2 separate regions of the Mus musculus genome follow, and region 1 is linked to region 2. A link is a loop called in an ENCODE intact Hi-C map of the cell type or tissue named here. Cell type or tissue: heart. All regions are shown on one strand. Each heading gives the region's core, and the rest is flanking DNA. Links, peaks and the distances in the headings are about the cores only.

Region 1 (16,397 bases), core at 3,608-11,607, 210 kb before region 2:
TTACAAGTCCCCCTTCCAAGTATTGTTTACATGCCATTCACTGTCCATATTCAGTGAACTAATACATACATAGATGTGTTGTAAAACAATACCCTGGAAATGTAAACATTTCCATTCTGGCAGAAGGTTCCACAAGATTCAGAAAATTACAACTTGAAACATTCCATCCTAGAGGAAGGCTCATTTAGACATACAAGTATACAACTCACAAGTTTTAGGAAGTCTGTGAAAGTTACAAGATTCACAAAGACCTTTCTTCCCCAAGATTATTAAAGCAGTATAAAATGTTTAAGAGAGAACTCTCCAACTTGTTGAGATACCTGCAAGTTATGCAAAGAGCTCCAAGGTGACAATTCCTCATCTAAACTGAGGTACGGGTTTCTATAATGCAGCTGCCTTTGAGTCATCCATGTTTCCCTAAGTTACCCATCATCCATACTCCTGTAAGTAATCAGATAAACCCAATGATTTGTCAAGTTAGACTTTAGTAGAATTGTATCTTTAGTTTGCCATCCATGATTTATCTGGGATGAGCAGATGGTTTTTCATTTTTTTCCCAGGAAAGTCACAAAACAAGAGAAAAAGCTACGGACTGAAATCCCACTAAGATAGTCTCTCCTTTTGGTGCTAACAGTTCAGGGGTGGGAAGGTTTTATAAGAGAAAGAGAAGTAAAAGTACAAGCAAGCCAATGTGTAAAGAATGCTCATTAATCAACCCTCTGGCTTCCTTGGGGGAAATTAGCTGTCAAGATCCACTAAAAGAATTTCGCTGAAGCCAAGATTATTAATTTGGTGGTCCTGGAAGGTTAACGACAGACAGTTTTAATCTCTTGGTTTGTTTTCTTTCTTGAGATGATTCCCTCCTAATCTCTCTCCCCTACTCCATCGTGTGTGTGTGTGTGTGTGTGTGTGTGTGTGTGTGTGTGTGTGTGTGTGTGTGTTGTGTGTGTGTGTTGGTGCTGGCGTGTGGCTCTACATGTAACCTTGTCAGAGACCAGAGGTGAATCATATCATTCCCATGTTATTCCCTTGAGACAAAATCTATCCCCGAAACTCTGGTTAATCATGGTCAGTAAACCATTGATTTTCCTGTCTCTATCTCCCATAGTACTGAAGATGTATTAGGCATGGGCGGCAATGGCCAGCATCAGAATCCTGTGGACTCAAAATCAGGTCCTCATGCTTGCCCAGAAGCACTCTTAACCACTAACCCGTACCCCCAGTTCATATTTGGACATTTTAAGTGAAGTATGCACTTAAATATCAGAAGTTAAAGGTCCAAGTCTTACTGCATTCCTTTCCATTTTATAGTGCCTAAGTTCTTTTCCCAGAGCAGGCATGGCTAACAGGGCAATGCCATTGTACTCGTGTTAGAGATTATAATTGTAGAATAGCATCTAGAATTGATGGTTCTACCTCTTTATTTTAGTAATGTGAGTAGAGAAGGCACAAAAGTCTTAGATGGTGAAATGGGGCAGAATTTCAGTAGTATCTGATATATTCATTCTGTCACAGATGAGGAAATAGGCAAAGATCATTAAATGTTGGACTTAAGAGTTCATACCTAATTCTAGACAAAGTCAGAGCTTGACATCAACACTCTTTATTCTATAGTCCCTTCATACTACTCTCACTAATACTGGCTTTATTTTTCAAGAATTCTATTTTATTTTAAGCATACTCTGTAATTCATACATAATGGATATGTTTCTTTTTAGAAAACCTAAGGGTATACCACTGGCCTTGCCTGTATAGTTGAACTGGGAAAAAAAATACTTCCATATAATGAATTTTATCACTTGCACTTTGCAAAAACATCCATGCCTGGTCATTCCTTCTCAGGCTGAAAAGTCAAATTATACTGCAGTCCATTTGGCTTGATGCTTATCCTGGGTCACTTCTGGGCCTTAACCTGTGTTCTGGTGTAGTCGGGAAATTGCCAAAAGCCATATGGACTCCCCGGGCTACCTCCTGAATGAGATTGGATGGTACACACTTAGAAACTGACTCTCTCCAAGAGATGGAACAGATGGCACTTCAGATATGAATATGCATGATGTAGCTCCTAAGGTTGTTAAATAAGTATGTATTTTAGATGAATTCATGAAAATCAAGATTTTCATAAGTGAAATGAAAACTAAGCCAAGGAAAACACAAGGCTCTTCTGGAAGCTGTACATTATTCTTTGTTTGTTGACAATGGCCTCTTTGGCATCCTCCAACCTCCAGAGAAACCACTAGAAAGCAACAGGAAGACGTTAAGTAAAATCTGCAGCAAAGGATACGTTGTGAGATCCTGGACAGGCCATGAGGCAGAACTAACATCCAGAAGAACAAGAAGGGAAATGGAATTGCTTGAGTTTGCCCTCTGTACACCTAATACCTGATCCTAGTGAATAGATCCTTGGCTTTTTAAGCTCTTTTCTGGCCCCTTGCAAATAATTCCACCCTGATGATCCTACAACCAATTCTAAATACTTCATATTTCATTCAGTCCTGGCTATCCACAAAACAAGGCCGACAAGTCGTAAGAGTGATGCAAATCCTTCAACCAGGAGAGTTACTTAAGCAGATGGAATCCACAAATCCCCAATACAAACAGGCCCCATCCCAGGCCCCATGCTCTCTGCCCAGTAACTATCTTACATGTTCAGTGACATACAGTTTACAAAAACTTTCATACTCAAAATATTTAATTTGAATTTTATTGCAAATATTTGATTGTAAATTTTAAACTCACTATGGGTGAAAAAAATAAAGCTTCAAAGAGATTAAATGACCACTCATGGCCACACAAGTCAGATGACTTTAACTCTAGTTCTTTTGATTCCAACCTGTAATGAATCTGACCTGACTTTCACCAGTGAACCACCAGCCAAAGAGGTATTCACTGGGGGAAATTTTCAACTTCTTCTAGAAAAGTCTAACTCACACATGGTCTGATTTCAGGAAGTCACTGCACTGGCTTAGAGAACAAGGTAACAGCCCCATATCCTGGAGACATTCAACAGAAGGCAGTGGATTCTTACTTATATCTCATTTGTGCCAGCGCTTAATCTCTCTTGGTATTCATGATCTTTTGTAGTTCTTATTTGAGCTAGAATATATTACCTTCTCATTCAGACCCTTTTGATGTTATAAGCTATTACTTTGGGACTATTTTGTTAAACAGCAATAGCGAACTGATATTGTCACTAATTTTCTTTCATCTTCTTGACTATAATTCAATTGCAAGTAAAGTCTGCCCTTTGTTGTGATTATGACATTTTCATGGGCCCCAAACTCTTCTCTAAGTTACAGATTATTGGGGTGTTCAATGTCAGAATCAGAATCACCACAGAATTATGAAAGCCTATTATTAGGACAGGAAGGAAAACTAAGGGGAAAGAAGTGACAACCATTAAAACATAACAGTGTAACATACAGAGCGAACCCTAAAGGTGTGATTAAAAATACTGAATATTCAACAGATATTTTATATGTTATCCGGTTATGGAAAACACACTGTTACTAGACATTTCTCACATGCTTTTTTGCATAGTGGCCTGAAGCTGGATATGCTATAAATGACAAGATGTCCATCTCCTAGAGGACTGTTAATGAAGAAAGACAATGCAGCCACCTGGTAGAAGACATTGAATGGGTACTTGATATACTGATGGTAAAAGGTTTAGATTCAGTACAGGGCAAGATTGCCATTTCAGCTTCAATGACTGTACCATAATTTCCAAAAAGAAAACCCAGTTCTTTTGCCCGCCAAAAAATGAGCAACAAACTTATCCAAGCAAGACTTACAGGACTTTCTGGGTGGTTCACTGGTTCAAATCCCTCAGTTCTTGAAAGCAACAACTAAGCTAGGATAGGGGAAGAATGTCCAGATACCTATACTCTTATAAAAAAGGGTTGTTCTCTGGAAACCTTCCTGAAGGAGGTAGAGAACTATCATGTCCGGCAAGTACTGGGTGAAGAAATAAGACATTGACTGAGTAACCAGCCCCTGCTCTACCTACCCATATGCCTTTCTACTCTATTTCATCTCAGTTGGATCAAAGCCTTCTGTCTGCCTCCTCCAACCTGCTCTTGCTCCAGACCTATGGTTCAGACATCACAACACCCCCAGTGTGGTCTCTGATCTCACTTCCTCTTTCATCTCTGGCACAGCTCATTCCAGACTTAACTCTTGATGCCTATAGATTTTCCATTTGGTTCGGAGTCCCTTTCTTAATAACCATCAGTGGACTGACTGTGCTTATACACAGCTCCCAGCCCTCAGAAAGGTGGGGCTTTAGTTCTCAAGTGTTTTACACAGATAAACACCTGTCTGTCTGTCTGTCTGTCTGTCTCTTTCTCTCCCTCCCTCCCTCCCTCACTCACTCTCTGCCTCCCTCCCCCCTCTCTGTTTCTCTCTCTCCCCCTCCCTCCCTCCCTCCTCCCCCCTTCTCTTTAATCGCAGCATGCTGGTTGCTGGAGTACCCACCCAGTGCTGACACTTACAAAGCACTTTATTCTGCACTAATTCATCTGACCCTCACAGTGGTGGTCTCAGGAGGCAGAAGGGACACTAACTGCTCATATGAGGGCTCAGAATAAAAAGAAGTGACCCCTGCTGGTGTATAAAGCAGCCAAGACTTAAATCCAATTTTGCTGTTATTTTTTTTTCACATAGTGCTATTTTTAAAAGCACTAGTGTTGCAGCGATTCTTTATAAGAATCTTTATATGATTCAACCATAGAGAAGAAAATTGCTAAGAAAAGGAACGAGCTGGTATGGCTACCAACTGGCTGGAAGAGAAATGACTACCACGATGGCTCTTGCTCAGATGAGTGGCAATCACATTGCAGCATGCCAGTACAGACCTTAGGATTCTGTTGTCGACTGGCAGTTGACCAGTTGACTACAATAACTTAGTGGGCTGAATGAGCTACAGTAAGAAGTCCATACGCTTTATAAATGTTGGCATCCCTCCAAGCCTTGAGAAGTACAAAAATATAGAGATAACACTGGCTATACTGTGAGCATGCCGACATCTATTTGAATAACAGCTTTAAAATATTTACATTCCAAAGTAATGGGGTATTTCAGCTTACAGAGAGATCGGGGAAATACTAAAATCTACATCTTACTTAGGTGTCCAGCTTGTTCATAGGTCATGGTGTAATCTGACGTCAGTTCAAGATCATTTCTAGCCAACCAGTTTGAGTGGGAGACAACAGATATTCTGAGGAAAGGTCATTAACTTATGAAGTTGAGCAAGCTCATGGCCTGGTCTTCTTCTTTCTTTACATATTCATCAAACACTTACAATGTGCCAGCCATGGGCACTAGAACAATTCACAAGATAAAGCCCTAGATCCCAAGGAACTCATTCTTTAGAGGAGATGTTCTATTTACAGAACAATAATGCATAATGAAGTAAATGCAAAAGGGGAAAACTCAGCACAGCTGTGATAGACAGGATCTATTTTGGGTAGGATGGCCTTTGAGGCATGGGGGTGGGGGGCACTTTACCTGTGGAGGGGCCATCCAGCATGCCCGAAGACCCAGAGGCAGAGATAGATGATCAGCGGGGAGTTTAAAAAACAGAAACAGCATGACTAGACTAAAGTAAGGGCACATAGAGACCAGAGGGTGAGACATGGCAGGTGGCGATCATGGAGGGTCCTCTCAGCTTAGCACCGACTTTGGACAGGAAGATATGCGGTAAACAATGGTCTTTCTTTGCTTCCAGAATCTTGACTGATGTATGGAGAAATGACAGCTCTCTTCTTTTGGGGGAATCGAGCTGGTATGGCCTAGAGAAACAGAGAGCTTCCCACTGCCTCTCTGTGAGGCAGGACTTAGAACCGGGTCCTTTATGAAACATGTCACTGACCATCTAGCTTGAAGCAAAAGCACATCGAGGCCCCGAGGGGCCTCTTCAATCTGCTGCCACAGTGACTCAGGAGGGAGAAGGGTCCCTCTAGCTCTATCTTAGCAGGAGAGTCTATGGCTCCTGGAGGTGGGAGCTATCCTAAGATGTGTCTTTTGGTTAGTTAATACTGATAGGATCCTAGCTGTAACTACCTTCCAAAGATGGACTGGGAACCAGCAGAATGGTTATTTTGAGGATATTCGAGGCCTCCAGACCCTATTTCCCTTTTTCTAAGTAATACAGATATTCTTAGAGCTTTAAATTATGAGTGCATTTCTACGCTCCTGCAGAATTCAAGCTGGGAGTCTGGGTAGGAAGCTGTTTTTAAGGCCAGAAACTTCTAAGGACTCTTGCTGGCTTTCCCCGATCCTGGAGTGAGGCCTCTGTTATGGCTTAGCTGCTTCAAAAAACCCTGAGTCATTCCAATGGTCCTGTCTCCCCTTTTCCCTCCCGCAGCTCTCCCAGTGCAGAACAATCTAGGAGCAAACACCCTCCTCCCCTCCTGCGTAGCCGCCTCTGCGGACAGAAAGTGGGGGTGGCACAGCCCGGGCAAGCCGGCGGGGAGGGCGCCGGGGACGCGGTGCAGGCTGTGGGCGGAGGAACCGTGTCCCCGGTGCCGCAGTGAGCGGGTGGCGGAGGAACGCGGGCGGGAGGCCTCCTGAGTCACTGCGGCTGCGGGGCGCTGGAGCCTCAACCCCCGCCCTTGCAGGCTGCGGCGGGGGCGAGATGCGGCATCCCCTGGGTCAGGGGTCCCTCCGGCTTTCCAAACAGCCTGTGCTCATTTCCGCGGGGGCCTCGGGGCACTGCACACTCACTGCCCTGTCACTATTTGTTAGTCCTACATCTGCCCCGCGGAGATTCGCCTTAGACCAGAGACTTCTATGCCACCCCCGGGTGGATTCGGGGGCCCTCGCGTTTGGCGAGGTGCCCAGAGCGTCATCAGAATTTGGGAGATCAGTAAACAACACTAAGAGGAAGGAGTGGGGAGAAGAGGAAGGGAAGGGGAGAGCAGAGGGCGGGAGAAGATCAGAAAGACAAAACCTAACAAAACAAAACAAAACAAAATAAAACAAGCAGGAGTAAGCGGGGGTGGGGCATTCCTAATTTGCAGTGCCGAAGCCCACCCTTCGGTTGTATAGAAACTAAAGCCCTCTGTAGCAGTGGGGGTCCTCCCAAGATTTATGTTACTGAAATCAAAGCCAAGGTTCTCGGGGTTGGGGGAAAGTCTTTTGCGTCTTTTGCTCATAAAATATGAGAAGGCTCAAAATGCTGTCCTCAAAATACCACTTGATTGTAAGGCAAACAGACTAGTGGCTCTTGCCTGCTTCTCTACCATAACCTGCAAATCTAGAGCCAGTAAGAGTCTCCGAAAGCATTTAAGTGCCCATTTTACAGGTTAGGAAACAGATTCGGTGAGGGATGTGGGCAAGAATCAAAGAGATGGGGTGGAGTTTCCGCCCCATGTTTTTCCCCTTTGCCTTTCCTTAGCTCTTCACTTCATTTCTCCCATATTAAAATTCTAATAGAAGCCCCGGCCCCACTCCAGGCCCAGAGTTCAACTTCAGTCGGGAAAACAGTGAATTCTGAGTGCCAAGCCCCAAGCAGCCGCAGCTAAACAACCTCCCTCCCCACGCACGCCGAGACTGTCACAGCTGCCAGCCGCAGCTTGACAAGTTTCTGGGGCATCTATGCGCACCGAAAGAGGTGCGTCTCCTGCGGCAACAAGAACAGATTTTTGCCATCTCATCCCCACTTTCGCAGTCTCCAGTTGGCTTCTTGTGATTGGCCAGAACTTTCCCTCTTAGAGATGAGGAGAATCCAGTCCTCCAACCAGCTAAGAGAAAACAACACTCCACCACCTCGCAGCAGCAGACCCGGGACGCTCCACCCCCTCCAATGGCCAGGCTGGAGCCCCACAGGCAGAAAGATCCTCCCTTCCGGAAACTCTGACCATTTAAAGTGGGCACGGGAGGGGGTGGGGTGGGGGATGCAGCCTCTGACCACCAAAGCTAATCTGTTCCATTTAGCCTGTAATTGAGGGTGTCATTGTGTGTCCTTCAGCTTTCAGGAACAAAAGTTCTTCAAAATTGAACTTGAAAAGTTGCCATGGAGGCTGGCAGTTTGTGTTCACCGGAGGTGGTTGCTAATACACGTTAGATTTGGGGCAATTAACCTTGCTGCCTGCCTACCTGAGTCTACACTCCTACAACATCTGAACCACACTCACCTGTGACTTCCCTCAGAATAGGAAACTACTCTTTAAAGTAACCTATAATATTGCCAGGTCCACCAGGGCTAAGGCATAATTAGTTATCAGTAGTCCCAATTTACAAGTAAATCTCTGCTTTGGCTGTGTGTTAGAACCGCTTGGGTTAAAATAATACTGATGCACAGGTTGCCTCTGAAACTATGAAAATCACTGTTGTACAAGTGTTTCCTAATGGTTCCTCCAGGAGACTGTAACACACAATAAACCTGAAAGTATCCTCTCTCATGGAGGGCACCCTTGCCTGTCTCCCAGCTGTCTTCTAGTAACTGTGTCTGATATTCCTCTGGAAACAACACTCAGCAAAGCATCCTAGAGACTGGTTCTCAACCTCTATCTTGCCATCACCTGTAGAAAGTCCCCAGGTAAGTCAAGGCAACACAAAAGACATCACCAGTCTAGTGAATTATATCCATACTCAGCAGAAACAAATGACTTCCTTTTCACAGGCACCATGGGAGCCTCTGTAGTGCAAGACATCCTATCAGAGCTAATTTGTCACATAACTGCATGCTATCTTGTTTTACCCTGAAAAGCAAGTTCTGACATAGTAGAACACCAAACACGTGGTTGTTTGCTGTTCATGGTCAAAAATGCAGAAACAAATGGTACTTTTCAACTTTCCAGTTAATGGCTGTCAAAAAAAGAAGGGTGAGGGAGCTGAAACAGGTATGTCTTGAGTTATTTCTTCAATGAGCATTAAGAGCAACGATAGGAGGGGACTGGAGAGATGGCTCAGCAGTTAAGAGCACAGGTACTGCTTCTTCCCAAGCACCCAGGTTCAATTCCCATCACTCATATAGAAGCTCACAATTGGCTGTAGCTCCAAGTTCTGACATTCTCATATAGACATACATGAAGGCAAAACACTAATGCATATAAAATGAAAAGAAAGAAAGTAAGTAAGAAAGAGAAAAAGAAAGAAGAAAGAAAAGAAAACTTAAAAAGGAGCCATGGTAGGTTAATTAGTTAAATGATTCGTTAAATGTGAAAAATATTAACATTAAATTACATGTTAATAATAAATAGGACCTCAAGACAAAGCAAACGGGCTCCTAATTCTAAAGATGTTCTTACCAGCTCGTGTAACAGTGGCATAGGAAGCTGAGAGCCGGCACAGTTGTGGGAATAGGGTGGTCTGCAGAAACACTCAGCAGGCCGCTAAGATGATGCACTAGCTGCTTTGCATCCCCTTCTTGGTCAAAAGCAGACCTGGAAAATGCGTCCTCTGCTCTAAGTCTGGGTGTTGCGAATCCTTGGCTTACTAAGCTTAAATTGGGAAGTTGTATCTCCCCTAGCCTTAGTTGTTAGAAAGTAGTTTATTTGGTTCCTCACTGCATAGAGCAGCAATTTTTTTTGGGGGGGGGGTCAGTTGTTTGGTTCTTCTGCTCTCATGGGGAACGATCTGGCTAGCTTTATCAGAGACCAATCATGTTGGTAAAATAGGCTAAAATGTCACTTTACTTCTTGGTCTTTGCCCCATAAACTCAACCCAGTTTACTTTTGAAAAAAAATTCAGAATAATCTTACTCAACATTATCCCAAATAACTGACCAACTTTTCTCAAAATTGTTGAGTTTACCTCCTCCTCCCCCCAAAACGATAATAAAAAAACAAAACAAAAACAAACAAATAAACAAACAAAAACTGTCACAGCCAAAGGAGCCTAGGAAAAGATAGCAACCAAATGAGATAGCCTGCCCTGTTTATGGACTTGGTGACTAATGTCTTGTCTAGGCTGACAAGGGTAACTAGGCCAAGTGTCTCTTTGCCGGTAGCAGCCTATCCTGGGCTTGTTCTCATGGTAGAGTCAAAGTTTGAAGAAAGAAAACAGAATTGCAGGAAATCCCTTGAGGTCTAGAGTCAGAACATTCTCAGTGTCGTTGCACCACATTCGGTTTATCAAAACAAGTCACAACTCCACTTCTTGATGGACAGCATTGCAAAGTCACATGGCAGAGAGCCAAGGTAAACTCGCAGATGAATTAAATCTCCCTCCCTGACTAACAGAAAAGGAATTAAAGCCAAGGGGCTTACGGGTTCTCCTGTGATTATGCAGGGCTATTCCCACCACACTCGTACACTGTCCACATTGATATTCTGCCCTCACCCTCTCCCCCTTTAAGAGTTATCTCTTGTAAGACACAAAGTATAGTGATTCTCTGTGGGGCAGGGGGCTGCACAGACAGCCTGGTCTCCAGTTGAGCAAAGGTCTGGAACCCCGGGGACCCGATGGGTGGTGATTTCCACCTACATGGGACAGAAGGTGTTCAATCATGTCTCGTAGACCCCTGGCTCCTGTCTAAGTTACCAACCCCACAGTCCCCACAGGAGAGGCGTGTGGCTATCAGTGATGTAGGAGCAGCAGCAGGCTTTTCCACGTGCAAATAAAGTTTCCCCCAAACTCTCAGTCCAAGCCAATGAGAGGTACCTGCTGTCGAACCCCGAGTCACCCCAAAACTGTATATAAATCCTATCCAGGGAATATCCACAGGACCCTAGGTTCCCCCACACTCCTCACTGGATAGTTGGCTTCTCGTCAGCCCAGCCCAACTCCACTCAGTGCAGAGCGGCTTGGAGTTACTGAATGACCTGGAAGGCATGGCAGAGACTTCATCTCCCTGCCCGCACTCGCTTCCCTTCGCCGGAACCCCTCGCACCAGGCCTGGCCAGAGATCTTGGTGGAAAACCTCTGGTACCCAGGCCCACAATTCTCATATCCCTCTGCCACGGTTAAGGAGGACGTTGTCTAAACTTGCTACTTTACAGAAGAAGATCGGTTAGTCTTATTCTCAGTTCCCCACCAAATACAGAAAACAGGGCAGGTGTAGGTTCTGTCTACGCAGAGCAAGGAGTTTAGCATTTACATGGTATGGAATGGACTTGAACTGAAAGACTCACAACATGAGGACTCCCCCACGTTCTGACTCAGGAGAGGCGACACCCCAAAATCATCCACAAGAAACGGTCTTGCTGCAAATTGCAAGAGGATTTTTATTCAAGAGCGCTCTTGGGGCCCACGGGCATACACCACGCAGGGGTAGAGGACTGTGGCGCCCCGAGTCACTGGGTTAGGGGGTATTTAAAGGAAGAAACTACAACTCAAGGAGGTGGGAAGGGTGTTGTTGGAAAATACCAAAAATACCAGTTAAGAGTTACAAGGAAGTACAAAGTCACAAGTGTCACAAGGAATGGTAATTGTTAACTCTCAAGACAGTTTCTAAGAGCCCCTAACAATCTAAGAGCCCCTAACAGTAGCACCTTTGCATAGCGGGTTCCCGAAATGGTCAGGGTGGGTCAGGGTGACTTTCTTTGAATGAATACTCCTTGAACCAAGGAAGTGGGTGGGTGGAGGGATGTCGCTATCTGTTTTATGATTAGCATACCTTGGAGCACTGAGTCACAAAGGCCACATTCCCAAACCTGGGCCTAAAGGCCTAGAATTTTGTTTTTATTACTCTTTCAGAACCAATCAGAACCATCTTATTCCTCCTCTGGGCTCAGTTTCCGTCTCCGTGCGCTGTGGCATGGAGATGCTGGTTTGTATATCGGAGACAGTTGTCTCTCTATGTGGAGAGTGCAATCCTTACCTTTTGATGGGGCTCTCTGCCTTCCCTGACTTCACTCTCTTCTCCCTGCTTCTGACCGGGTTCTCCTAGACCGTTCAGTGTGGTATCCTTTTCTTGTCTTTGTTTCATGAGGAACTATGGAATGGTCTTGGTCAAATCTAAATAACAGGTGGAGAAAATATAGAATTAGGAGAAAAGAAGTGAGAGAAAGATAAGACAAGGACACACACACACAAAAAAAATCCTTGTATGTACCATGTCTACAGAAAGAGCTGGTACAGAGAAAAACTGAGCCTCGGAGCATAAAAATACCTACATGTTATGCAAACTGGGAGAGGAAGTGTTTTTAATAAAGGCAATGTTGAGTTATTAGAGTAATTCTTATTTGTTCTACCAGTTGCACAGTGAAATCATATTTATCATTTTATTGCTTTTCATTACTTACATTGTAGGGTCTTTTGAAGTAACATTTTAGCAAGCCAACATCCCAGAGAATTTATCTGGGGCAAGTTTAGTTAAGTGTCATCACCTTCCCTGAGGGATGGAGAGAGGAGGGGAGAGGAAGAGAGGGGAGGGCGGGGGAGAAGAAATACAACAACAGAACCATCTTAAACCTAACCTCCATCCTTTATATAGATATCATTATCTTATTTGTTTTCTTCACTTATAGCCTTTTCAGGTTCTAAGAATCATTTGGAGTACTGTATTACATTTGATTGGTATGTCTTTGTCTTCACCTTTGGGATGTGATAGTTTTCCTCACTGTCCTTTTTGGGGATGACCTCAACCATTTTGAGGAAAGCTGGTCATGTGTCATGGACAGTGTTTTAAAGTTGAGTTTGGTGTTTTCTGTTTTATTTTTTTTTTCAAATTTAGACTAGGTTATGATTTCATGGAGAAGTATTTTCTCAGCATTCATAATACTGCAACACTTTAATAAAGTTCCTGATGTTATAGTGACCCCCAAACCTAAAATTATTTTCACTTCTAGTTGATAACTGTAATTTCCCTACTGTTATGAATTGTAATGTAAATATCTGTGTTTTCTGGTAGTTGTCGTTGATCCCTGTGAAAGGATCATTCAACCCCAAATGGGTTGAGACACACCCAGGCTGAGAACTGCTATTATTGAAGACTCCAAGGGATAAAGTTAAATTTTGGCACATCATTTCAAGGATACTTACAAACAACCTGACACCCCTATGATGCTAAACTAACCGAATCATCTTGTCATGTAGGATTTGCTGGGTTTCTCCAATATAAATTTAATATTTTCTCCCTTCCCATACAATGTTCTCTGGAATGCAGTTGATTACCACAGCCCATACTCAAAGGGAGAAGGCTTCAGTCCTTTGCACAAGAAATAATTTCATTTACTGGAATGATATTTGAAAAGTGAAAGTGGAAATAATTCTTCAAAAGACTACCAAGATGAATAGCCTAAGGGGTTAGGAACTTTTCATAACATAAACCTGGAAAATGGACATATTGATGGGTTGAAATGAAAATGTGGGAGGCTGGGTGATGGTAAAAGTAGAGAGTGAACATTTGTTTTCAGAAATTAATCTCTGTTCTTACTAATAAACACCAGACAGAGATGCCTACTGCGAATGCTGCAGATGTTTTCTGGACCACACACTGAGAAACTCGTACTATATCTTTGAGGGAAGTTGCAGTCCAGATGTACATTTGTCTTCATAGCATCCAAAGCTTCAGTCCTAACTCCCCTAACCAAGTGCTGGTCCACAGAAGAACCCCAACACATTTGAGCTGCATCAGTAAACCCTATTATTTCTTTGAACCTTCAAAGAACAGTCTGGTTGATGGTGACATCTTTGCATCCTTTGACAGACTAAGTCTTTGTAAATTTTTTATTGCATGGTTGTTGCTTTACATTTCTACTGAACCCCCTTGTGAGTCTCATTCTATTTTATTGGATTTTTTTTTACTTATGTATAAGCCCTAATTATTCTTATGAATGTTTCCACCAAAGAAAGAAGGATCATCCTCCACTCTGTTCCTGTTATCTATTGACAATTTTGTAGTTGCTATTTTTAACAGGTACACTTGTGTCAATGGCAAAATGTCACTCATTTATGCTCGGTAGTTTAGCCTACTGGGAGAGAGTAAATGTAGGTAGGGTCTATTTGTCATAAAAGAAATATATGCTTCCACCAAAGAGATTATCTCAATATTTATGGGAAGCATAAGCATTTCTGAAAAGAAAAGTATAGCAAAAAAAAAAAAAAAAAAAAAAAAAAAGCAAGGCACATAGTAAATAAGTCCTCTGCTGGGAATTGCCAGGGTTCAGGGCATGTACTGCCGCTCTATCCGAGGAGACCATTTAAATTAACAGTCTGGCATGCTTCCATAGAGATTCTTGGCTGGGAGACAGACTCTGGACACAAAACAGGTGTCCATTTCCACTATTCCTGGGCACAAAATCTAATTTCTAGCACAAGCTGTGACAGCATGAGATGCTGAAAATGAACGGAGCTTCATTTTGTTCCAGAAGTTCTCTGTGTTCTGATAAGACAGGGAAAAAATACATTTGTTAAGAAGTTTTAGTGATAAACTTGAGACATGCAAATATTCTTAGGGATTCAGATCATTACTATTAAATAATATCCAAGTGACATTGGGGTGATAAATGCAGCCCCATCACCACCCCTTTCTTCTGACTTATTAAAATGATATTAGTTTCTGAGATTTTCTAACCTGCATATGTCATTATTAATGGAGGCAAAACCAAAATATTTGGCATCTGCCATCTTCTTGAGCAGAGAGAGACTTCCTCTCTGCTTTGTTCTAACTAGCTTCTGAGGCCATTTCTTATTGAAAAGAAGGTTTGTCCAGATTAACCCTCACTTCAGATCTTGCCTGGAAGCTGCTGGCAATCTAGGTCCATGCCTCAAGGAAGCTCCAAATGACGAATTCCTGGGCTCTGCCCTGAGCTGTATAGGGTTTGGTTATAAAGGGAGGGTTGGGTGATTGGAAAGGTGGCTAAGAGATTGAGAGCACACACTGCTTATGCAGAGGACTTGAGTTCTATTCTCATTACCCTTATCAGCTGCCCCACAGCTGCCTATAACACTAGCTTCAGAGTACCAAATGCCTCTGACCACCAAGAGCACTGACACTCATGTGCTCAGATACACACAAGCACACACACATATATCACACACATGCACACCCCCATGTGCGCACGCGCACACACACACTGTTTTTAATAATAAAATAAATATTTAAAAAGACCTTAGGCCAGTGATAAGCTTCTGTTTCAAACTGTACCCCTAACATTAGGAAAAATAAGAGTTGTAAAGTGAGAATTATAAAATACTTTATTTCAATAACAAAAGTGTTACGTGGAGTTGGGTGTGAGCCATGGGATGAAACCATCCTTAGGGAGGAAATGAAAGTCTATTGCAAAGCCAGAAGCAATAAGATTCCGAGCCAGGAAGTACATTTTGGAACCAAATGCGGCACCTCCCCAAGTGGTATGGATGGCAATGCTTAGTGAAACTAGTGACCCCCTAGTCCTGAAAAGAACAGATTGCCAGCGAATAAAAATGTCTTCATTTGGTCCATATCCAGGGTAGTGCTCTGCTTCAGTGTGGACTGTACATGGCACATTTGTTTTAGTCAGACTCCCTAACCTATTTATGTGTCTCCACTTGGTATTTATAACTACTGTGACCTTCAGTGAAAAGAACAAGCAGACGATAACTAAATACAATTATAATTTTGGAGCTAGAAAAATGACTTGGCTGTTAAATGCACATGCTGCCCCTGTAGAAGACCAGAGATAGTTCCCAGCACCATGTTAGATGGTTCACAAAACAGCTACAGTAACTCCAACTCCAGGGAATTCAGTGTCATCTTCTGGCCTGCACACCTACCTGCACACATATATAGATATGTGTGCATGTAGATATGTGCACACACATGCACACATACATTTGTTTTGTTTTGTTTTGTTTTGTTTTGTTTTGTTTTGTTTTTATTTGTTTTCTGAGACAAGGTTTCTACACAACAAAGAGTCCCCCAAACCTATATAACAAGTGTTAGTTTTCAGGATGCATATACATACATATACATATACATATACATATACATATACATATACATATACATATACACACACACACACACACACACACACACACACACACACACACGTATATATATCCTTGATTTTACCTCACCAGAAAGAGACTATAATGTCTCCTGACAAAGGGCACAGATACAGGAATTGGGCAAAAGTGTTAGAGTAGAGAATGCCCTAATATGACTGCCTTACTCAATATCACATTAATTAATTCAGTTTCATTTTGGTGAGTGATCAATTGCTTCTGTTTCAGATGTTTAAAGATTATATCTCTTACCTCTACATGGCTCTCACACATGATCTTCCCTTCCAATGTGGGGAAGGAGCATGGAGAGGTTTTTCACTCTTCCCCCATGTCATATTTTGGTTAGTGCCCAATAACTTTAAGTTCAGATACTCCTCTCTTCAACTGGTAACATTCTAATCTTAGTCTATCTACTATTAGATGTCTTGTGCAATACACAGTCTGCCCTTGACGAATTAACTGTCCTTCTCTCTGGATCTTAGTGGTGAAATTTCTCCTTTGGAACATGTTAATGAGTC
Region 2 (16,397 bases), core at 5,230-13,229:
TCTACTCAGAAGTGGGAGATGGATAATGACTAGGAAATCCACTTTCTGACTGAATTACTCATACGCATTACCTGTACTACTCAGTCCAGCCATGTTCAACCTGTGGCACACGAGTGACATGCTTCCCAGGATGGCTACGAATGTAGCACACCATGTTTGTAGATGGCAATGTGGTATTGCTATGCCCAAAGACTGGATACTGTATACAATTCAAATTAATTTCTCAGAAAAACTTCCTATTAAGAACTTTCAGGTTTCTTATAAAGCGCAGAAATGACAGATGGTACACTATATTCCAAGTTTACTGTAGCAGCCGTTAAATTAGCTTACTTGAGCCTTTGCCCTGTCTCTGCCCTCCTATGGTCCTGGGATTGGTGCTCATATGTACCAAGCATATGTTTTACCTTTGAGCTATATTGCCAGGCCCTCCTTCTGTCCCTTTTGGTCTCGTTATTTATATCATTGTGGAAATTATAGAAAAATATGAAAAACCAAAACAAACAACCCAGACCTCACCCTGCAGACCCTTTGCATGACTGCTTCATCCCTGCTGAAGGCCTTGGAATCCACCTACCTTCAGCTCCTCCCAGGCGGTGTCATTTCTGCTGCAGAGAAGCAAGGTGCAGACAGTGGCCTCATTAGGAAGAAGATGAAAAAAATGTTTGGAGCCAAATCTTGCAGAGCACACATCTTTCACACTTCCATAAGTAGTAGAAACTATTGGGTTTAGAGAACCAATAGGCGTTGCTCCTATATTTGTAAAGTATAAAAAATATAAACTGTGTAAGCAAAGATGAGACCCTTAAAACAATATCAACAAACCAACAAACATTAATTCCTAGCTAGTATAAGGGACTCCACCAAGCTTATTAAAAATATGAAATATAGGATAAAAATGCATCTTCTTAGATCTCTGAAATTTACATTCTTCTATTTAAATATTATTTCTTCTCCTCCTCCTCTTCTTTTTGGCATGGCATTTTGCTATGTAGTCCTGTCTGGCCTGGAATTCACCATGTAGACCAAGATGAACATGCAATTATCCTCTTGTTTCAGCCTTTTGAATGCTGAAATTACAAATGTACATGTGGCCATCTTTGCTTGTTTGGGCTATTTTTGTTTATGGATTTTGTCATAGTTACTTTTCCATTGCTGTAAAAAAATCCTCCATCAAAAGCAAGTTAAGGGGGAAAGGGTTATTCTGGAGCACAGCTCCTGACAGAAGAGACGCTACAGAAGCAGGAGCTCAAAGCAGCCATTCCTGGAGTCAGGACAGCAAGACGCATGCGTGCATGCTAGTGCTCAGCTTACCTTCTCTGCTTTATACTGTCTCAGAACTCCTGCCAGGATTTAATGCTATTCACAGTGGGGTCAGGACTTTCCAGGTCAACAAAATTAGGCAGATTGGTATTGTTTATTCATTTAATTGTATGTGTATGTATGTGTTTGTGTGTGTTGCTAGGAATTAAACCCAGCCATGCCAATGTTAGGCAGATGCTCTGCCACTAAGCTACATGCCTAGTCTTACCTATCTGAACATCTGTTAAAAGCTATTTTGAATGTTCAGGAAAAGGCACATGAAAAAAAAATGAACATATTTTTAGGAAGTCCAGGATCCCCCTGTTTAAAAAAAAAAAAGAACCACATTAAGGACCTCATTACTTTTGAAAAAGGGTCAGAAAAGTCCTTTTTAAAAGAAGTCATTTGGCTCTCTTTAAGTCACTAACTCCCTTTTGCCTATGAGTTTTTCTTTTAATGTAAATAGGTATGCAAGTGCAAAAATAAAGAATATAACACTTAATTCACTATACTGTTCTTGATTCTTACATAGATCACAAATTAAAATATAAATAAAGGTGATTTCAATATTTGCAAAACCTCTAGAGGTAGTTAAGTTATATAAGGAATCTACATGGACTTCCGTAAGAAATAACACTTAACATTTGAATATCAAAACTATAACTTGTAGCAATTCACTTTTTTGGAGTGCAGATTTGTTTTGCCGAGAGTTAGTCCAGGCTGTCCTTGAACTTGTTATGTAGATGAGGACCGAGGATCTTGATAATCCTGTCTCTTCCTCACAAGTGCTGGAATTAGGTATGTGCTATCATGCCCAGATACCAGAAAATTTTAGGAATTGGAATTTTCATTTTGTGTTCTAGGTATCTGAGTTAAGTAACAATTTTGGACTAGTGTAGAAAACCAGTGCCTGCTTCCCATAGCACTGGTGCTACTGGAAAACATCCCACACCTTAATTTACAAATCCAGAATAGCCAATGTACTGGGTGAAGTAAGCTGCAAACAGTTAAACTAATGCAAATTAGTAGATAATTTAGATCATAAAAAATGAATTCCAAGTAACTATTTGCATGTTCTTAGTAACTTTCATTTTGGTGGTCACTAGGTTGACAATATCCAATGTTTGGCATACATGGTTTTTAGTGAACTTTAATTCAGTAGGTTGTAACTCACAAGGCAGGTGTGATAGCTTGTGGTCAGAACTTTATGACTAGCCCCAAAACACAGGTGGACCTTGCTCAGCAAAAGGCAACCACTGCAATCAAAATGAACGTAACTGATAATTTGAGCTTGTCAGTGCAGTTATGGGTACATTGATTTGAGAGGTGACTCATATGAGAAATTCAACTTATTTTTGTCCTAACCATGTATGTGTGCTTTGCCTGCTGAGTTTGTGATTGTTACTCACCAACTAATTTTAAAGGTCTGAGGGCCAGGCCTATTAGCATCCGTGTCAGTAAAGAGTGCCCTTTGATCTTAAGAACTCAGCTATAGATATTCTTGGTAAATGTCCAGCATAGATATATTTCTTGGAGTTATAATAAAAGTGGAGAAAATGAAGCATTCCAGCCAGAAAAACCATGTCCTGAATGTTAGAGGATTTAAAAGCTTTGTAAATTTAAGACCTTATACTTATGTTAGACCTTTCAACTGCCTATACAATATCTGAGGGTTAGATCACAACAGACTACACCTGAGGTTGGGAATGGCCACCGCCGTTCTAGTTTTTAGTAACTGGGCAATGGGATCTTTTCTAGAAACAACAGACATGCTTACAGATGATATAAATGCTGTAAAGTTGGTGGCTTCTAAAAATGTTCAAGGTATTAACAGTAACACAAACTAAACCTCTCTGCTCAGAAAGAGTGATGCATTAACTTTAATGGGCAAAAGCCAGGAGAGCCTTTTACCTGTCACTTTGCTTAGAGATTCCATCAGAGTCACCCCAACTCTGTCGATGGCCATAACGTGGCGCTCACTGAAGAACTGTTTCAAAGATGGGTGGATTACTTTTTGGCACAGGACAAGGTCTACATGATCAGTGACTAGTCGCCTTCCTAGATTAAGCAACTGCTCTAAAACTGCATTCTCAAGGGACACTTGGTAATGGGCCACCACCACTCCTTCTCCAGCATTAGAAAAATCTCCAGATAAAGATGTACAGAAGAGTGCCACCCTAAGGCCACTTGCCTTTTGAGTGGGTAATAACCTCCTTAATTGAACTTCTGATGCTTCAATGAGTAGTCCAGGTAATACAGTAGAATCTGTAACTCTTTGGCCCTTTAAGGGAACAATTATACTCTTCCCTAAAACCATTCGTTCTTCTGTACTTTCTGGAATTGTAAGTAAAAAAGCTTTCAAAATCAAAGCACCTATGTGATCTGTTTCCTTTCTGGTGAGCATACAGGCTGGTTTGCTTGTTAAGATACTGTGTACCAAGCTGAGGAAGGTATGTGTACTTCTGAAGTCAACTGGGATTCGACAACTACAGGCTTCAGACTTGAGATAACTGGTACAGAGACTCAAGAGGTATTTATTTAATTTAATAGCAGTTGCGGGTGTCAAATCTAGTCTTTGAATATTTTCAATCAAGTTGCAGCACAGAATGGCTGTGAATAAGCCGCAGTCACTGAAGCAGGACACGTGATTCTGCACGGATGACGTTAGGATCTTTAATACGGGATGGGTGACTGAAAGGTTTCGAAGCAGGGCTGAGGACTGTGAGGTTGTGTACACACAACCTCCCAATCCATTGTGTAGCTGCTTCAGCCTCCCTGAAGGGCCATAGCATGAGGCTATGACTCCTTTCAAGACAGAAAGTGTGGACCTGACTTTCTCACTTGTCAATGGTTCAGTTTTACACAACGATGGCTTCTTAGCTTCTAACCGAGACATCCTGCTTCAGGTGTAACTTGTGAAGGCAGCTTTAGTTTGTTCATATGGCTTTCATTTTATTGCACTGTCATGTGTTTGAACATTAAAGACTGGTCTCCAGGTATGAGTCTGCACATGCAGCATTACCAGCTACAAAATCAAGTGGTTTCAGACAATAACCAGCATAGATTAATTTAATGACATTAATAATCCAAAGTCTTTATTTTGCTTCATTCTTCAATATTCTTTTGTCTGCCTCTGGCCTCAGACCTCACAGACTCTTTTGCAACTCTCTGTATAAAGTATGTTCCAAGATGGACGCCTATGAAAGTCACCCCAGCCACAAGAAGCCAGTTCTTTCTAATCCAACTGGGGTTTTTCATTTCTTCTTTTATTATCAAGTTCAGATTCAAAGTTGCTTCTTTCTATAAGAAATTAAAAAAATTTAGAATAATTCCATAATACTTTATAGGTAGCAAATTTAGTAATTTTAATACTCTGCTCAATTTTAAGAAAGAGAATGTTAACTGTCACAAGCCTACTGGAAGTGAGAAAGGGAACCCAATGGACTTAATACTCCTTTGCTTCTAGAAGACAAATGGCACATTAGAAAACTGAGGCTTTTTCACCCTTACTGACTAGTGTTCACAGTAGTAGAAGGTACTCTGCACACTACCCTAAGAGAAAGAAACATCAACCCAGCTACGAACCCTTTGACCTCCAACAGTGACCTGTCTGCACTATTGCTGGTGCACTAGTGGTACAACCATGTGAGTAAGCAAACACTACGTGATTGGATTTTTAGGTCCATTTCATGAAACAGAACCCATGCCTGACACTGCCAAAGTGGTCAATAACCTGAAAATAGATACTTAACCTAGAGGAAACCCCAGTTATTCTGTTAAGAGATCATGGCAATAAAATGACTCCTATTATAGATTAGAATCTTGTTCAGCCGTCATCAGAGAAGCTTCTTCCTGTAGTAGATAAGGACTCAGAGTCTCACAAGAGGAAAATGTGCAGAGAATGAGAGACCTTGAAACACTCAATCCTAAATGGGAAATCTTCATCAAACCACAGGAACCACGTGGAAGGGGAGGTATAAAGAGTATAAAAGCTAGAGGTGATGGATGACTCCCAAGAAAACCATCTTCCAGACATAGTAGTATGGCACACACATAAACTCACAGCAACTGTGGCAGTTTGCCCAGCGCCTGTACAGGTCCAAAACAAAACGGTTTCCAGTGCTGAAAATTTCTTTATTTGGTGTAATTAAAAAAAAAAAATCATTGTTTAGCTTTGAAACTACGCTTGAATAGGAATGTATAAAGATAAAATCCTGTCTGTACATAACATGACAGCAAGATAGCTATGATGGTTAATTTTAACTGTTAGCTTGACACATTCTAGAGTCACTGTGATGGGAAACTCAATGGGGTAATTACTCAATTAGTGAGAGACCTGCAGTGTGGGTAGTACCATTCTCTAAGGAAAGGATTTTAGAAAAAAAATTAACATATATAAATACACACATACACACACACACACACACACACACACACACACACACACACATATATATATGTATATATATATATATATATATATATATATATATATATAGAGAGAGAGAGAGAGAGAGAGAGAGAGAGAATGAAAGAAAATTGGGTGCGTCAGTGCTCTGTGCTCTTGACTGTGGATATGAGACTAGCTACTTTAAGTTCTTGTCACCTTAGATTCTGCACAATAAAGAACTGTAGCTTGAAATTGTAAGCCAAAAAATAAAAAAATTCCCTCCCACCTTAAATTTGTCAGGATATTTTGTTAAAGTAACAGGACAAGAAACTAAATCAGTAGTTGCTAGTATTCCTACTGCACAAACTCATTAGTATAGTCTGCATTTAGTTGAATCAATCTGCAAAACAACTATATTAGTATACAAACTATGCTATAAAGACTCGGTTAAAGTCAGAGTTAATTTTATAGTTTTAAGTACTAGTCTATTATTTTTAGAGTCCTTAGTTAACTAATGCTCACCAAAATGTTGATCAATGCAAATAAATACAGAAGCCCTAAAGAATGTCCTAGCCAACCAAGAGAAAAGGGGGTCATGACTCGTCACAATCTCTGCACCACACAATGTCATCACATCCCAGTGGAGATGCATGTGTGCAGCAGCAGTCCACGTAAGCCTAGGGAGTAAAGTCCATGCTGGGAGGCATGAAATCCTGACAACTTAACAAGGTGAAGATAGTAGAATTATTTCAACGGTTATTTTAGATTCAGCAAAATCTTAACAATAGTAGTTATTTTTAATAAAATCTTAAATCGTCTTCCTACTTTCTAGAGAAAGGGTCCCATGTAGCTCAGGCTGGCCTCAAATATCCTAGGTAGTCAAGGGTAACAATTAACTCCTGAGCCTCTTCTCTTCAGACATATGAGGATTGCTGCATGTACCATCAGATCCTCTAATGTTTTTTCTTTGTTTGTTTTTTCGAGACAGGGTTTCTCTGTATAGCCCTGGCTGTCCTGGAACTCCCTTTGTAGACCAGGCTGGTCTTGAACCCAGAAATCTGCCTGCCTGTGCCTCCCAAGTGCTGGGATTTAAAGGCATGTGCCAACACCGCCCGGCCCACTCTAATCTATAGATGACTGAAGCATCAACAAAATTTTGCTTTCTAAATCAAGAGAATGTAAAGTGTTACTAAAAATATGATTGCAGACTACTTTCTCCTAAAGAGAATTAGGGCTCTTTGTAAAACTGACTCATTTTAGGCCTGAGGCAAAAACTACTCAAGCTGAGATTTCCACCAAAGACTACTTGGGTCACGTCAAAAATCCAACATAAGCACCGACTTAGTAAGATGCAAGAAGGGACACTGAACACTGCAGACATGGTGATGGCCATGGAGTACACACTGTGTAACCACACGCTTAAATTGACAGCAGATACTCAAACTGCCAGAGCACTGATGCATTTGGAAGGCAGACAGCATGTTCCTTTACCTATTCTGTACAAATGCATTCTGGGCTAAGTGACTAATTGAGGGGCAAAATTGAAGCAGAAAAGAAATGGTCCAGAATTTGAGCAGCATAATTGGGTAGCCCAATGACAAGATGGATTGGCCCATCACAGTAGTTGGTAAATTAAGGCCATGGACCACAGTACTCCATAGCCTATTTTTGTAAGGCGGTGTACTACAAGGGAAACAAGCTCCTTCACTTATCCTGTTTATTAGTTCATACAGAGCTCAACAGGAACTTTATATTTATGGGCAGCAGGAAGTAAAATGTTAACGTAAATCCTCCTGTCTTATTGTTCTCTCCTATATCCTGGGATTACAGGTGCCGGCCACTATACCCTGTCCTCTAATAAAAAAAAGTTAGTGTGTACCACAATCAACACAATTCTCAGAATGGAAGGCATTTCTACAGAGAACTTAAAGTTTAGGATTAAGTGGAAGAAATACTTCCAATTGCCTCAAGTCAATTCAAATCAAGTCTTGCTGCTAAAGGAGTTTGACAAATACATAGCTGTTTTTTGTTACTTTGTTTTTACTCTCCCAACCCACCTCCCAGTTTGACTCCATATCAATGGATAGGAGAAAAAGGATAGAAAGAGGGAGGGAAGGAGAAAGAGAGAAAAAGACAGAGATAGAGAATCTAATTCCTTTCCTTTTGTTTCTTCTTTGAGCATGAATACTAACAAACTGCATACAACCCCCCTCACCCACAAAGAACCATCAACCCCACCTCCTGGGGCCCTAGCATTTCTATGCTCTCTGAAGTTTCCAGAATTCCAAATATCACACACTTGCAGAAACTATCTGCAGCTGAAGAAACCATGCCTCTGCTAGCTCAGCAGGCAAATCATAGCTGCTGAGGGACAGTCAGAAGCAGACCCATATCTCCACACCTGAAATCCAAAGGAAAGCACTTTCTTATACTATTTCTGTGTTTTTTAAAGACACAGAAATGCCACAATTGTCACTATGCAAAAGTTTTGCTTTTTAAAACTTTTCAAATTTTGGGATTATGAATGAAGGATTAGAGACTTGAATTATATAATCACATCCTCTTGATTTCAGTGATTTTTATTCATAAATTATTTTGAACTGCAAATATGCCTATCTTTGTCTTAAAAAAAAGGGCTATTTGGATGTACCTTAACAAAAAAAATAACAGTTTATTTATTTTCAGTTTAGTCTTTTTCTTCCTGGGAAATAATACACTGTTGACCAGATTTAATGGAACTTACCTGAAAACTGCAAGATGGCTACTTCTCCTAGGTTTGGCTCTTTGGTGGACTTGCAAGTCCCAGACTATCCAGCTCAGTGGTATCGTCCTTAGGAACTTGGAAGACAGGGCTGCTTTTGATTCTGTGCCACCCCAAATGTATGAACCCAATTAATGGTACCATAACCATCAGAACTTTGTACTCTCTCCAGAGATTCTGAAAGCTCATAGTCTGTTGACATCAGCACACCTAAGAAAAGATTAAAAGGGAAAATTAAATCAACTCCAAAACATAAATGGTCTCAAATCATGCCAACAAACACAAACAATATTGTATTTCAATAAAATTTCACTTATAGCTTGGAGAGATGGCTCAGTGGCCTTGCTTTTCTTGACGAGGACCTGGGTTTGGAACCCAACAACCACAAAAACAGTTTACAACCATCTGTAACTCCAATTCCAGGGGATACAACACTCAGGTCTCCGCTGGCATCAGGAACATATTCAGTGTGCAGACATATAGTAAAGATAACTACTAATACACAAATTTAAAAAATAAGTTGACTATAAAGATATTTTTCAAGCTGGGTGGTGGTAGTGCACAGTTTTAATATCAGCACTTAGGAGGCAGAGGCAGATGAATCTGAGTTCGAGGCCAGCCTAGTCTACACAGTGAGTTCTAGGACAGCCAGGGATATACAGAGAAACCCTGTCTAGAAAAAATGGAAACAAAACAAAGAAAAAAGGATATTATTCAAAAGTTTAGAAGGAGCTTCTGCTTGGGAGCACTGACCTAGAATTTCCACAATGGTATGAAGATGAACGCCTCCCAGTGTGTGGGGACATTTGTCACAGTGGTAAATGAGCCTAGTGCATCACATTTCATGTTCTGAGCCTGCCTTGGATTGCAGAGGTTGACCATGGTCTCATGCTACCTGCCCTAAATCAGAGCACAAGTGTCTACACCATCAATTCTGCCCTAAATCAGAGCACAAGTGTCTACACCATCCATTCTGCCCTAAATCAGAGCACAAGTGTCTACACCATCCATTCTGCCCTAAATCAGAGCACAAGTATCTTATAGTTACACCATCCATTCTGCTCAGATTAGCTCCATTCACCCTAGCTCGTTTTTACTACGGAAGGAACACTGCCTGAACGAAGTTCTACACCTCCACCTTGTTCTAGTCTTTTGGGCAACCATCCATATGGGCCACCAAGGGACAACAATGAGCTACATACATCAGACCACAAGTATCTTTAAAGTCTATTTCTTTTCTATGATGGCAACTCTTCTCTTTTCACTTCTGCATTAGGAGATTTTATCTCTTCAATTCTCCAGTAAGACTTTAGTCAGGTTTTATGTGATTGTTACATTCCCAAGCTGAAAGAAATGACAGTAAAATGGAGAGAGAAAAGGCAATTACATGTCCTAGAAAATCCTAAACACTTGGGTCTCGATATCAGATTTCTCTGTTCTGTAACAGTGCCAGTTAAAACAATTGTTTAGTTATTTTCTACTAACATTTGAATACAGGGTTCTTTGACTTTTTAAAAAAGAGATTCTTATTCTGTCTATGAGGTTTCCTGGGCGCCATCTGCTGGCATTCTGGGCAGTGTGAAGTTTCCTTCGGCTTAAAATATATGAAAAACAAAACACTCATGAAGAGAATACCAGCGAGGTTCTTAAAATTAATTGACCTGGCTCTTGTGCTTGGGATGTCTGATATTAACTATTACTTTGTCTTTAATGAAAATGTTGATGTTGGATAGTTGTAAATTCCAATCATTGACTTGAATAGTTCTTTTAAAAATACTGTCCTTATAAAAACAGTTGTTATTTTCAATTTAAGCAACAGTCCAAGTTTGGTCTTTAGTGTAGACACCAGGCACAACTGAAAAAATGGCTAGAAGAGAAGATTCTTAAAGTTTTCCTCTTAAAGAAACAACCTTTGAAGAAATAGCTATGTCTAACTGGACTTAATCATCATGCAGCATATAGTGCCGTACAAGTACAGATTTAAAGGAAAGGAATCCATACTGTGTGCACGCCTAACCTGTCCAGCATGGCAAAGAGAAGAATGGTTTGCCCTCCCCCCACACTTTGTAGATATCTCCCCTAAAATGGCACAAATTTTGTTAGACTTTTCTAGTCGTGTAAATACACATACACCAAATTAAAACTAAACTTCTACTCCCAGTGAGCCAATGGTTTGCAGTTGAATTCTACAGTTTCCACTCTACAATCTTACTGCTTTTCTCACTCACCACTCAAGGACAGCTTGATCAACATCTAAGTTGGGGAAATCTATTTGATGTCAGTAAAGGTAATTAAAACCAAACAATACTGAAAACCTTATATGAGCATGTCACTAACTATAAGGTCTAAAATGCAACTGATGGATGCCTGAGAAGTACCAACCTTCTGGCAGTCTGTGATTCATTAGAAAGGACACAGTGATTTAGAGCTGTCTCAGATGTCTCCCATTCCATTCCACTGATTTTTAAAATTATCATCTAATATTATTATATCTGAGTTATAATTATCCTGATTGTCATCTGGCCTTGGCACTAGTGTGGGGAAAGAGAATGGAAATTATGCAGACTGTTCTGGATTAAGTGTCCAGTTGTTTGGCCCTCAGTGTGACAGCAGGGTTTTTATCTGTCTCTAAATTCAAAGGGCCAATTTCTACCCTTCATCCTTTTTGAGATTTTCATTTTTTTCTACCTTTGTATGGGATACTGATCCCTCTATTTCTTGTCCAGTCTGTAAAAATGTACTTGTTCTAGATCTCATTTTAATCTTCCCTACTGCCTAGATTAAGTAAGCGGTACTTCTGTTACCTATGGTCTAGTCTCATTTGCTGTCAGTTCCAACCCTATTGGTCCCTCTTCTATGTCAACCTACTACTCTTAAAGGTCATCTTCCTCTGCACGCTTGTGACCATTTTTCTCCACTATAAAGAAACAAAGGTTGTAATCTCAGGCCTGGGAACTACAAGAGAGTCACTGAGAAGATAGCATTATTCCAGGTCATCCATCCTTCAGCAAAAGAGCAAATACTTAGATGACATAAAACTGTCTCACAACTAATTAAAACAACAAAAACCAAACTGATCTGAGTCATGAACAACAACAAACTTTCTTTCCTTCCAAACTGCTGTTATACCTGTATTTTATTGGGGGGGGGGGGTCAGACAAAAAGAAAGAGAAAGCAGGGCTGGAGAAATAGATCACTCAGTAGCTAAAATCTTTTGCAGAGGACCCACATCCGGTGACTCAAAACCATCTGCAACTCTAATTCCAGGGGATCTGACAGACCTTTAGGTCTTTAAGGGCACCTGCAACTCAGTGCACATATCCAACAAGGAGACACACATCTATACATAATTGAAAACAATACAAGATTAAAAATATACTAAGCTATCCAACTCAGAAATCTGGATATAATGTATTCTACATTTCCCCTCACTCTTCAAGACTGTCCACATCCTGACATCTCAGATGATCTTCCTAAGATGCAGTGACGACACTTAGGACCTCTAAATGACTTTCTTGTTTTGTGGTCTCATTATCAGTAGCACTAGTCACTGGGGAACTTAGTAGAAATGTAAATTCTCAGGCTGAACAACCACAGAAGCCAAACTCCAGGGTAGTGTCGAGGAACATTTAATACGATTCTCAGGAAGTCCTAAAGCTGAGTTTACAGGCGACTGTTTTAGTGACCTCGATTGTCACTGAAAACCTTTATACTCCTAACAGGGTTACAGTTTAATCTGTTATTACAGCATACAAAGGCCATCCAGATTTAGTTTTTCCCAACGAGTTTTCAGAAAATCGAGTAAACCAGGTCAATATGGCTGAGTCATAAAGCAATAACTTAAAGGGATGAACTGTAGATTCCTATCGCCTGGACTTCAAATCTCCCCTCAATCCTCTTTACACCTGTACTGTCTCAGCTAAGTCACTGGCAAGAGTACTAATGAGTTCCACATCAAGAACCTGCTGTGCAATACACGCTCCTGCCGCAGCCTGGACTCAGTGATAGATAGGTAAGGACTGGTACTCAGTGATAGATAGGTAAGGACTGGTACTGTGCTTTGATCACCGGAAAAGGGAGGATGTGTTTTTCCTTTGCCTTAAAAAAAAAAATGTTGTTGAGATTCCATGAGGCAGGGTCACATGTAACCTGTGCTGGCCTCCAATTCATTATGCTAGACAAGAAAATGAAAATAAAATATTCAGCTGGGCGTGGTGGCGCACGCCTTTAATCCCAGCACTTGGGAGGCAGAGGCAGGCAGATTTCTGAGTTTGAGGCCAGCCTGGTCTACAGAGTGAGTTCCAGGACAGCCAGAGCTACACAGAGAAACCCTCTCTCTAAAAAACAAAGAAACAAAAAAATTAAATTAAATAATAAAATAAAATTTCAGATTCTCAAGAAACAGGTTTTGTGGTTTTGTGTGTGTGTGTGTGTGTGTGTGAAAGTGTGGAAGCCAGGTAAGCAATGAAGGAAATAAGAAAACTTTTACAGCACAGAAAAGCTGCAAAGACAGAATGGATGGCACTTATGTTTGTCTGAGGACAGTTAATAAAGAGTTGGCAAGTGATCAGATGTGTGAACTTCTGGATACCTAATCTACATATACAGAGGTGTTAGGCAATACCAGAAATTTTGAGCAAACATGACAATCAACTTTAACTTCTATTACAAATTAGTTATCTTCAGAAAATTAATTAGAAACCAGTAAATAACAATAACGAAAAACCTCCAGACCACCTCACATCCAAACTATACATAGTTGCTTATTTGGGGTAATCTCTCCATGGCAGGTTGTGCATGTTTGATATCAACAGACACTAACCAGACTCTGTGTCCACTGAGGTGCCTGGGTCATGTTCAGAGAATAAGGGGAAAAAGCAAGAAATGATGAGAGATATGTAAATCTCAGAAACTGGCTAACAACCCGAGAGTAAAACTCCAGAATGACAACTGTCTTTTTGCTTGCCTTGAGTAGTTTAGGCTGTTCATTTCCCCCAACGTGTCAACTTATTGCTTTCTCAAGATGCCAGCAACTGTAAATAACGTGCATTTTAAAGGTATTTCCAGTTCCTGTGGCATTATGGGTCTGTCATTTCAGTTACAATTCTTGTGCATGTGAGTTTGAGGAAGCTCTATTCAAACTCTACCTGATATTGGTCACTCCTCCTCACCCACACTGATCCATCATCAGATAGTCACATCCTGAAGCTACTTTGTTTTTATTGTTGTTGTTTTGTTTAGTTTGTTTGTTTTCCGAGACAGGGTTTCTCTGTGTAGCTCTGACTGTCCTGGAACTCACTGTGTAGACCAGGCTGGCCTCCAACTCAGAAATCCGCCTGCCTCTGCCTCCCAAGTGCTGGGATTAAAGGCGTGCACCACCACCGCCCCGCTCTGAAGCTACTTTGAAAGCTGTCCTTGGGCCAATCCGGTAGCCAGGTGCCTCTGTATCCCCGCCCCCAAATACCCTTGTCCCAACCACTCGCGACCTTTCCGTGCGGGGACGCGGTGAGGCCGCAGGCTGGCTTCTCCACCAGCGGCCTGGCCCCTCTCACCTGCCCACCAGCAGCTGCACCTCTAGGTCAGGCCACCTTCACCACCAGAAACCAGAAATCGCGCTTGCACAGCAACCAACCACGCAGCGGAGCGCCACCACCTTTGCCCTGCGCGGCAAGAAGGCGCATGCGCAACTCTATGCTCACGCGCACCACCCCTCCTTCCCCCGCCCCTCTTCCGGGGTTTGCGTGAAGCTCCCGCAAAGGAAAGCTGCGGCCGTCACCGGAAATCTTACGGGCAGACGTGTATTCTGTCTGTGCGCGCTACCAAAATTGAAAGGTCACATCACATCACATCACAGCACCAAGAAGGTGGCAGAGCGTGCGGCTCTCTGCTCTCTCGAAAGGTATTTGTAGAACGAATGAAGCTGTTACCAGTCCTAGGTGGCGTTTCCTCTGTTCTGACCAATCACAAGGCGCCTTGCCCTGTCACTCAGTTGTCAATTCCCACCTCTCTCAGGACGCCCTAAGCTGTAGAAACTGGCTCCGCCCTGCCGGTCCGAGTGACGTCAGAGAGCGAACATGCGCAGACAGAGCCTGTCGCCATGCAGGAAACTTCCGCCCAGTCTAGGAGCGGGGTTGGCAGAAGTCGGGAGTCTTCAATTCAGTGCCGGATCCGGTTGGTTAATTTCCTTGGCTTTGCCTTTCTTTTTTTTTTCTTCAGAGATAAGTCTTTTATTCTTTTGAACCACCCGAAGCATTATGAAATTATGTTTAAACATATTTTATTTCGCTTTTCTCTGGCACCGTGAAAGGCACCTTTATTTTTCAACGTATCTTTTAATCTTCCTCATTAAAAATATTTTCTACTCTTGCCCTATAGTTTTGTGATACGAAAAACACGGCTTTTGTTGTTGTTGTCCATCAGTACATATCGTTGACGTACAGTGATACATTATCTGCCAATTGTATTTGTGGCTTTTCCAACCTCTTAAAAAAAAAAAAAAAATCCGCTTTGGCCGCCATTTTTATTTTGGTCTCCATAAAGCGTTGATATCATCGACAGAAGCCATTTTTCGTTTGGGCAGTTCTTTCCGGCTATCCCATTACCTTAGCCAGGGCTTCGGGCGCCATCGTAGGTGCTGGCAGTGGCTTCCAACCGAATGAAGTCGATAATGCCATCTTGTGTTTGGGCGCTGGTTGCATTCTCTAACGTGCGAGGGGACGCTGGGAAACGGGAAGTAAGCCAAAGCTGCTGAAGCTTGGTCTGCCGCCTTTTTAGTCTGAGTTTTCCCGTTCAGGTACTATACTAGTCCACCAGTGACCCCGGACAGTAACAAAGCATTACAGCCCGAACCCACCTCCCGCCACCATCGTAGGTAAGAGCGTGTGATACTTCGTTCGGATAACCCAGCTCTTCCCTCAGTTGGACCGAACTGTTTGGCCATCTTATACCAATACGTATTTTTGTTTTGGATTTTGGGACTTAACACAATTTTTCTCTTAGGTATTCCTTCTCTTTCCATTAGAATTGTTAAACACCACTGTTCAGGAAGACTGAGATTTAAAGGGACAATAACGTTGAGGGAATTTCCGTAGAATAACAAAGCAAAATGGATGGAACAGCAAATTTGATCATTAATTGTATGGCTTTCTGCATCTATAGAGGTGAATATAGCTCCCAGAGGACTTTAAAATGTGATCAGCTGTGTTTGTATATTCTTCCCATTCATTCATTCATTCATTGAATTTGTTGAATACTTAGCTAGTTTTGTGCTATAAAATATAGAAGTAAACTTCAAAACAAAACAAAACGAAACCTCCTTTTCATCCACTTGCTTTGATATATCCAAAGCTGGGACCAGGAACATAATGTTCTAATGTTTTTTTTTTTAGCACTGCTGGACAAGCAACTTCATGTTCTCACTTCTCGTATTTCTTGGATACTGTATATAGCCATAATTGTAAGGCTAATAGTCCAGGTAGCATGGCCTTGTTGCTCAGTGTAATCATCGACCAGCCATCCCAGCATCTTCTGGGAGCATGTTTCTTGGAATGAGTAGAAGCTGCACTTGGGCACAGTATAATAGTGACTTGGAAACTTTGGACTGTGGCTTACCTTAGCTTTTTGTAGCACCAGGCTTTCTTCTGTGTCTTCTTGTATGAGAAAAGAAAATCAGTAGTTCTCAACCTTGGCTGCCCATGACAGTCACCTGGGAAGCTTCTAAACCAGACTTCAGACCAGTTGCAGATAGAAATGGAGACTATGTGGAATATAGATGACACTAAGGTATTTGAGACATGGTTTTCATGCTGTTAGGCGTAAGATTGGTTTTCACCTTCCCTCTTGGCTTTACTTAAAATACCATGGAGACAGGGAGGAGTATTAGGTTGGGTGGGTGTTGAACCAATGTCCCAGTGACTGGTTACCTTGTCAACCAGCTTCCCAGTAATT

Evidence for each region. A loop is a pair of places that touch in the nucleus more often than their neighbours do. Peaks named below come from ENCODE experiments on the same cell type or tissue, not always from the same donor. Only the 100,000 strongest peaks of a DNase experiment are listed, where the experiment ranks them.
Region 1: a loop joins it to region 2, with 7 times the contacts of the local background. A loop is called at or near these places in 2 of 42 quality-filtered maps.

Annotation. Positions count from the first base shown.
Region 1 is chr2:136,672,281-136,688,677 of GRCm38, forward strand. Gm32659 (a long non-coding RNA gene) reads right to left here. Exons shown (of 3, transcript XR_375013.3): 2 at 11,768-11,904. Among named protein-coding and RNA genes, the nearest start is that of Snap25, 33 kb to the right of the region's middle. In heart, for the core only: no CTCF peak of the experiment used is centred there; DNase peaks (open chromatin) are centred at 6,481, 7,751, 9,991 and 10,381; H3K4me3 peaks cover 2,072 bases; H3K27ac peaks cover 3,078 bases.
Region 2 is chr2:136,877,041-136,893,437 of GRCm38, forward strand. Mkks (McKusick-Kaufman syndrome) reads right to left here and starts at 14,366. Exons shown (of 6, transcript NM_021527.2): 1 at 14,003-14,366; 2 at 8,433-8,660; 3 at 3,211-4,599; 4 at 575-750. The coding sequence starts at 4,195. It overlaps Slx4ip (SLX4 interacting protein), which reads left to right and starts at 15,128. Exons shown (of 8, transcript NM_028834.3): 1 at 15,128-15,321. In heart, for the core only: a CTCF peak has its summit at 10,010 (motif pointing left); no DNase peak of the experiment used is centred there; H3K4me3 peaks cover 214 bases.